2 separate regions of the Homo sapiens genome follow, and region 1 is linked to region 2. Evidence: chromatin contacts called from ENCODE Hi-C or POLR2A ChIA-PET data. All regions are on one chromosome and are shown on one strand. Each heading gives the region's core, a stretch centred on a gene start or an enhancer-like site at or near the end of the contact. The rest is flanking DNA. Distances are from core to core; before and after follow the strand shown. Region 1 has its middle 4.1 kb from the start of SLC37A1. Region 2 holds the start of UMODL1 (uromodulin like 1).

Region 1 (3,344 bases), core at 749-3,248, 440 kb before region 2:
TGTTGTTGCAAATGACAGGAAATCCTTCTTTTTTAAGGCTAAATAGTATTCCATTGTGTAGATACAGCTATACACCACATTTTCTTTATAAACTTCCCTCTAGTACTGCTTTTGCTGCATCCCATACGTTTTGGTATGTTGTTTCCATTTTAATTTGTCTTAAGGAATTTTCTGATTTCCCTTTTGATATCTTCTTTGACCCCACTGGTTGTTCAGGTGTGTATTTAATTTCTGCATATTTGTGAATTTTCCAATTTTCCTCCTGTTACTGATTTCTAGTTCATGTTATTGTGGTCAGAAAAGATACTTGATATGATTTTAATCTTCTTAAATTTGTTAAAACTTGTTTTGTGGCCTAACATATGATCTATCCTAGAGAATGTTCTGTGTACATTTAAATGTGCATTCAGCTGCTGGGGGAAGGAGTGTTCTGTATGTCTGTTAGGTCCATTTGCTCTAGAATGTTATTCAGGTTCACTGTTTCCTTATTCATCTTCTGTCTGGATCATCTATTCATTGTTGAAAATGGGGTACTGAAGTACCCTGCTATTACTGTATTGCTATTTCTCTCTTGAGTTCCGTTAATATATATTTAGGTACTCTGATGTTGGGTGCATATACATTTATAATTGTTATATCCTCTTGATGAATTTATCTCTTTATCATGATATAGTGACTTTGTCTCTTATGAAGTTTTTGACTTAAAGTCTGTTTTGTCTGATATAAGTATCTTTTTTGCTCTCTATTTGGTAACCATTTGCATGGAATATCTTTTCCCATGCCTTTACTTTCAGCCTATGTGTATCCTTAAAGCTGAGTCTCCTGCAGGCAGCACCTAGATTTTTTTTTTTTAATATCCATTCAGCCACTTCTATCTTTTGATTGCAGAATTTAATCCATTTACATTAATTATTGATAAGGACTTACTACTGCCATTTAAAAAATTGCTTTCTGGCGGTTTGTAGTTCCTTTGTTGCTTTGTTACTCCCTTACTATCTTCCTTTCTAATGTGATGATTTTTGTAATGGTATGCTTTGATTCCTTTCTCTTTACATTTTGTATATCTGCTGCAGGTTTTTGTTTTGTGGTCACTATGATGCTTATATAATACATTTTAGGCCAGGCGCTATGGCTCTCGCCTGTAATCCCAGCACTTTGGGAGGCTGAGACGGGCAGATCATGCAGTCAGGAGATCGAGACTATCCTGGCCAACATGGTGAAACCCCATCTCTACTAAAATACAAAAAATTAGCTGGGCGTGGTAGTGTGTGCCTGTAGTCCCAGCTACTCAGGAGGCTGAGGCAGGGGAATTGCTTGAACCCAGGAGGCAGAGGTTGCAGTGAGCTGAGATCGCATCACTGCACTCCAGTAATAAAACATTAGCTGCCTACAGAAATCCTACACTTTAATTTTTCCCCACCTCAACTTGTATGCCATCAACTTAAGGAGCAGACATTCTCCCAGAGAAGGCCAAGGCAAAGCCAGTGACAGGCCTTGACTGACAGGGAACTGAGGTTTCCCTGAAGGGGGCTTTGAAGATACTGGGCTTCAGAGCTCAAGAAAATACCTCATGCTTAGAAAGCATTAGAGCATTAAACACTATTAGAGAGAAAGAAAAGGGAAAATCAGAACCTGATTACTTAACATGGAGAAAAGAAACTCATTTTATCTCCACTGATCAAAAAGCAAGAATTCTAATGGTATGGTGCACTGACTGGCGAGGAAGGGTGATTTATATTCAGTTACTAGTGTTGTTGATAAGAAATACAATGAAAAGCCTCTGATTATTAAGCATGCTCTGTATTCCAGGCATTGTGCTCGGCCTACGGATATAAAACTGACAAGAGTCCACACACTGAAGAACTATAACCCAATCCAGCAAACATAATTAGGTGTGAAGGAGTAGGCGTTCCCAGTCCTACAGGAGCCCAGTGAGGAGACTGGCCACGGCCCCCTCCCCATGCCACACTTCCAGTTGCAGTACTTTTGACTCGCTTCCCAGTCGATTCACGTATGAAAGCTCTGTTTCCTCCAAAGAATTCTCCTCCTTGATCGTGAAGAACGGGCAGCGGCCATGAACAACAATGACTGAGTCACCGTGGGTGGGACAGACCTGTCTGTCCTACAGCATCAGGGGAAGTGGCAAGGGATGTAAGAGAACTAGATGTTGTCTCTAAAACCAGAGGTCCATAGAAAAGCTTTAAAATTGGACATAAAAATCATAGTTTACTCATATTATTTAGAAATATAGGGAACTACCAGAAGAAATGGGTAAAAGAGTAGAAAATGGTAGGGGAATGAGACAGAGGAGTTGAAGGGATAAAGCCAGGCCCGACTGTTTGTTGTTATATACCTTTAGTATCATTTGATTTTAAAACTATTGGCATGATATTTAAAGAAATATCAACATAAAGACAGAAGGCTGTGCTTAATTTAGGTAATGGCATTTTAGTGGTAGAATTTTAGACACTGTGATACTTGAATTAGAGACATATTGGAGGAGAGGAGCTTTCAAGTGTCCTGAAATAATAAGGGGACAAACACCCATTTATAAGGGTGGTTCTCTTTAAACTACCTGTATAAAATAGGCAAATTTTCTTGCTTCTAAGACCCCTTGGCAGTGTTTCCCAGCAGAGTAACTTTCTTGCTTTTCTTCTATATGTGTAGCAAGGGAAATAGTAACTGAGAGAGTGCTCACGGGTATTTGGGGAGTAAACTGGATTCTAACTGAAGTAGGACTTGATAAAGGCTTGAATCAGATTCAGGGACTCACATTTCTTTCAGTGAAGCATTCCTCTGTAGCTGAGCTCCACTCTGGGGCTAACTTGTTGCCTGAGCCCATCTGTTGTAAATTCCTCTTGAGTTTATGCCTATAGGTAGAATGAGGTCAGGTATGTGGAAATAGGAAACTGACCCATCAACTAAGGAGTCATTCTTGCAGTTGAGCTAGTGCAAATACATGAGATAAGCAAGTTGGAAAATTTTTATGGGGTCTGCAAAAAGACATACTCTTAGGCCAGGCACGGTGGCTCATGCCTGTAATCCCAGCACTCTGGGAGGCTGAGGCAGGTGGATCACCTGAGGTCAGGAATTCGAGACCAGCTTGGCCAACATGGTGAAACCCTGTCTCTACTAAAAATACAAAAATTAGCCAGGCATGGTGGCGGGCACCTGTAATCATAGCTACGGGGGAGGCTGCGGCAGAAGAATTGCTTGAACCCGGGAGGCAGAGTTTGCAGTGAGCTGAGATTGCGCCATTGCACTCCAGCCTGGGCAACAGAGCGAGACTCCGCCTCAAAAAAAAAAAAAAAAAAAAAAAAGAGCGTACTCTTCAGTCCAGTTAT
Region 2 (3,330 bases), core at 787-3,286:
CGGGACCAGGGCAGCTTGGCTGAGAGCCTAGAGGTGACTTGCATGAAGAACGGTGGAATATGGCCGGAAGGAACGCGCTCACCTACTCAGTGACCACGCCGAGCTAGGCAAAGGCCGAGGACTTCCTGCACCAAGAACTTAGCAGAGTGGATCTAGCTTGCGTTTTTCATCGTAACCTGAGCAGAGATGCCAACCACATTAAGGACACTTACAGCTCCTGGTCTCTAGAGAGGTGCCAGGGCCCCACCTGATCGTTACATGGCCCCAGCTGGTCCGCAGCAGAGCCGTCCTGCACACATGCGCACACGCACACACACACACGCGCGCGCGCACACACACACACACTCATCTCCTGTGGAACCCGGGAGATGTTTGCCCTGTTTTGTTTTTAACATTTTATCCGAGGTCACGTGCCATCCCAAGCCTGGCTTCTTGGCCAAGCCCAGAGAAGAAAGCAGTTAGCAGATCCTGCCATCCCGCAAAGACCCACAAGGGCCATCAGAGCAGGAGCCGGGGGTCTTGGATTCCGGTCTCAGAGATGGGAAAGCCTAATGCTCTGGGGCCAACAAGAGTCCTGGGGTCAGATGGACCTGTGCTCACACCCAGGCTCACAAACCCCTGTTGCATGATTGCGCCCATGTCATGCCCTCCCAGTGCCCCTCTCTTGTCATCTGTGAAATAACAGCCATGTCCTGTGGCTGCAAAAGGCTGAAGTGGGGTCATGCCTGTGAAGGCAGTGCTGGCACACAGGGAAAATTCGGGGCGACCACGTGTGGGGTTGCTGAGGTTCTGCCCCGTGTCCTCATATACAATGAGGGGTTCTGGAAACACCTCCTAAGACCTTCTCCAGCTTCCCAGGATACCCACCCATTATGCATCTGAACTGTGGGGTCTACACATTACCTGTTCCAATGGGAAAATCCATTTCACAAATCACAAAGCAAAATCCTGCTTCTGGGTGAAAAACGTTAAAGTAGTACAAAAACATAGTTGATTTTAGAAACAGAATGGATTCCTTTAAATTTGTAACTGAATATGACAGATTTTAAGAGGAAAATGATTTTAAAATTCCGCAGTCCCATTTCCCTGGATTCTGGGGTTTCAGAACTCCCGTGTGTTTTTAAGAAGCTGCCCTGCTCTCCGCATGCCTGGGAAAACTCCGGACAGAGCCCTGGTGCAGCCTCTGGCTCCTGTGGTGACTCTGCCCTGTGAGCTGTGTGGCCTGGGCAAGTCCCTGATCCATTCTGGGTCTCCCTTTCTTTTTTGTTTTTGTATTGTGGCTTTTTTTGTTTGTTTGTTTGTTTGTTTGGGGGCTTTTGCTCTGCCGCCCAGGCTGCAGTGCAGTGGAGCAATCTTAGCTCACTGCAGCCTGGACCTCCCAAGCTCAAGTGATCCTCCCATCCCAGCCTCCTGTGTAGCTGGGACCACAAGTGTGCACCACCATGGCTGGCTAATTTTTTTTTTTTTTTGGTACACATGGGGTCTCATGATGTTGCCCAGGCTAGGTCTCCTTTTTTTTTTAAATCTGTAAGTGAGGACTTGAATGCACCAAGGTTCAGGAGACCTTTCTTCTGCGTCTGTAGGAGCTCACTGTTCTCAGTGGGATCTGAGGACCCACAGCATCTGCATCACCCACAGACATGTAGAGTTCCAGGCCCTGCACCCCAGACCTGCTGGCTAAGAATCTGCATTTTACCCCCACGAACGCCCAGGTGATTCAGCAACAGGTTCCCACTGGGGGAGTCCTCTTCCCAAAACCCTACCCGGCACTCCTGCCCCACCTCCACAGCTGCTACCATGTGCGCTTACCAAAAAGCTTGTCCACAAAAGAACAGATGTCGCCTCTCCAAGCAGAGGCGTCCTTGCCTGCCCAGGTCTCCACAGGGGGCTGTCCTCATGAGACCCATGCCAGGAAGCCCCTGTCCTTAAGAACTGCCCATGCCAAGCCCAGACCCCTCACCTGTGAAGCCGCTGGCCTGGCTTGGGCCCACAGCACTGACCAGAGCCAGCAGTGCCAGCCCCGAGGTCCTGAGCATCGTCCGGCAGTGGTGGCAGTACAGGGCTCTGGGCCTCTACCAAGAAGCCTGGGTCTCTGCTACGCCAGGGCTCATAGGGGCCTGAGCTGCCTGGACCTGGAGAAACGGCCTTTCTGTCCCCTGTGCTGCTGCAGGTGGCAATGACTTCAGAGGAAGCACCGCTGGGAGCAGTCCCTTATGCCTGCTCGTTAACACCCACCATTGCCATGGCCGTTTCCCTGGGGGCTCCTGCGTGTCACAGCCTATTCTGCTCCAAGCAGATGGCATCTTTTAGGAAAGGTGAGTACCCAAAAGCCCAGACCGCATCGCTGGATCCCATCTCGTTGTTACGCAGAAAACACATTTGAGACTCATATCTGAGTCTCTCCATCAACACGGAGTATTCTCTTACCCTATCGTTCTGAACTGGCAGAAGAAAACAGCATCAAATCAAAGTGGAACATCACGTTCAGAAAAGCGTCCTTCACACGGTTCCACAATGCACTTCAAAAGTCACAAAAATGTCCAGGTGCTTTGACCCAGTCCTCTCCTCCCGGAGCTTGGGCTGAGAGCACGAAGCTGTGGTCACAGGGATGTGCATTACCTATTATGACTTAAAGTGGGAAATTACATAATTGGACAGCCACAGGAGAGTGGGAGAGTAATTATTACAGAGCATCTGGATGCAGCATTACACGGGCGTTGAAATGCTCACCATGAAGTTTTAGTAGCACAAACAAATACTTAACAATGTGAAGTCAAAACAGCAACGCATGCAATTTCATCTCCATGAAAGTGACAACTCTGTACAGTTATATAAGCATGGAGAAAACTCCAGAAAGGGCCCTGGGACAGGAAGAAAACATTTTGAGGAGTGATAAGAATACAGGTGATTAATGTTTTATTTCAGTAGTCATCATGGTATATGTGAAGTAGATTTCTAAATCTCATGTTAAGTTCTTTCTAGCTCATGATGTTTTCATACTGCACCGTTGATTGCCTCTCACTTCTTAGTGTTGACTGCTGAAGCCCAATTTTTAACATTGGATGAAGAAGATCTTGTTGATTTTACTGAGGAAACATTCAGATGAATTAACAAAGATTCACGTTGGCTGCATGGTTCGGGAGCATAATTCCCTGGTGTTCTAGATACAAAACGATTCCTCCAGAAGGGACCTTCTCGCCTAACTCCCGCACCAACGTTGCTACCTCTTTTATTCTCTGTAGATTAATCTCTGAGATGATGAACTGCTGCATTTGCTTGGCTAATGACTAAATGTCAGATGCCATGACAAGAATACAAAAAGGAGGCTGG

What was found. A loop is a pair of places that touch in the nucleus more often than their neighbours do. ChIA-PET counts read pairs that join two places held with the same protein, here RNA polymerase II (POLR2A). Pooled maps may share reads with other maps.
Region 1: a loop to region 2 is called in a map with no recorded cell type, with 2.1 times the contacts of the local background. The contact joins the enhancer-like site here to the promoter of UMODL1 in region 2. A Hi-C loop is called at or near these places in 1 of 168 maps with a recorded cell type or tissue (naive thymus-derived CD4-positive, alpha-beta T cell), 4 of 37 single-sample maps with no recorded cell type and 10 of 50 pooled maps. POLR2A ChIA-PET finds 5 or more read pairs at or near these places in 1 of 52 experiments (Panc1).

Annotation. Positions count from the first base shown.
Region 1 is chr21:42,508,099-42,511,442 of GRCh38, reverse strand. It overlaps a transcript of SLC37A1 not described here. Among named protein-coding and RNA genes, the nearest start is that of SLC37A1, 4.1 kb to the left of the region's middle. Within about 2 kb of position 1,998, at least 3 of the 41 ENCODE cell types and tissues checked have a DNase peak (open chromatin) inside an H3K27ac peak, as active enhancers do.
Region 2 is chr21:42,070,023-42,073,352 of GRCh38, reverse strand. It overlaps UMODL1 (uromodulin like 1), which reads right to left and starts at 2,036. Exons shown (of 23, transcript NM_001004416.3): 1 at 1,961-2,036. The coding sequence starts at 2,036. RefSeq lists enhancers at 1-347, 348-849.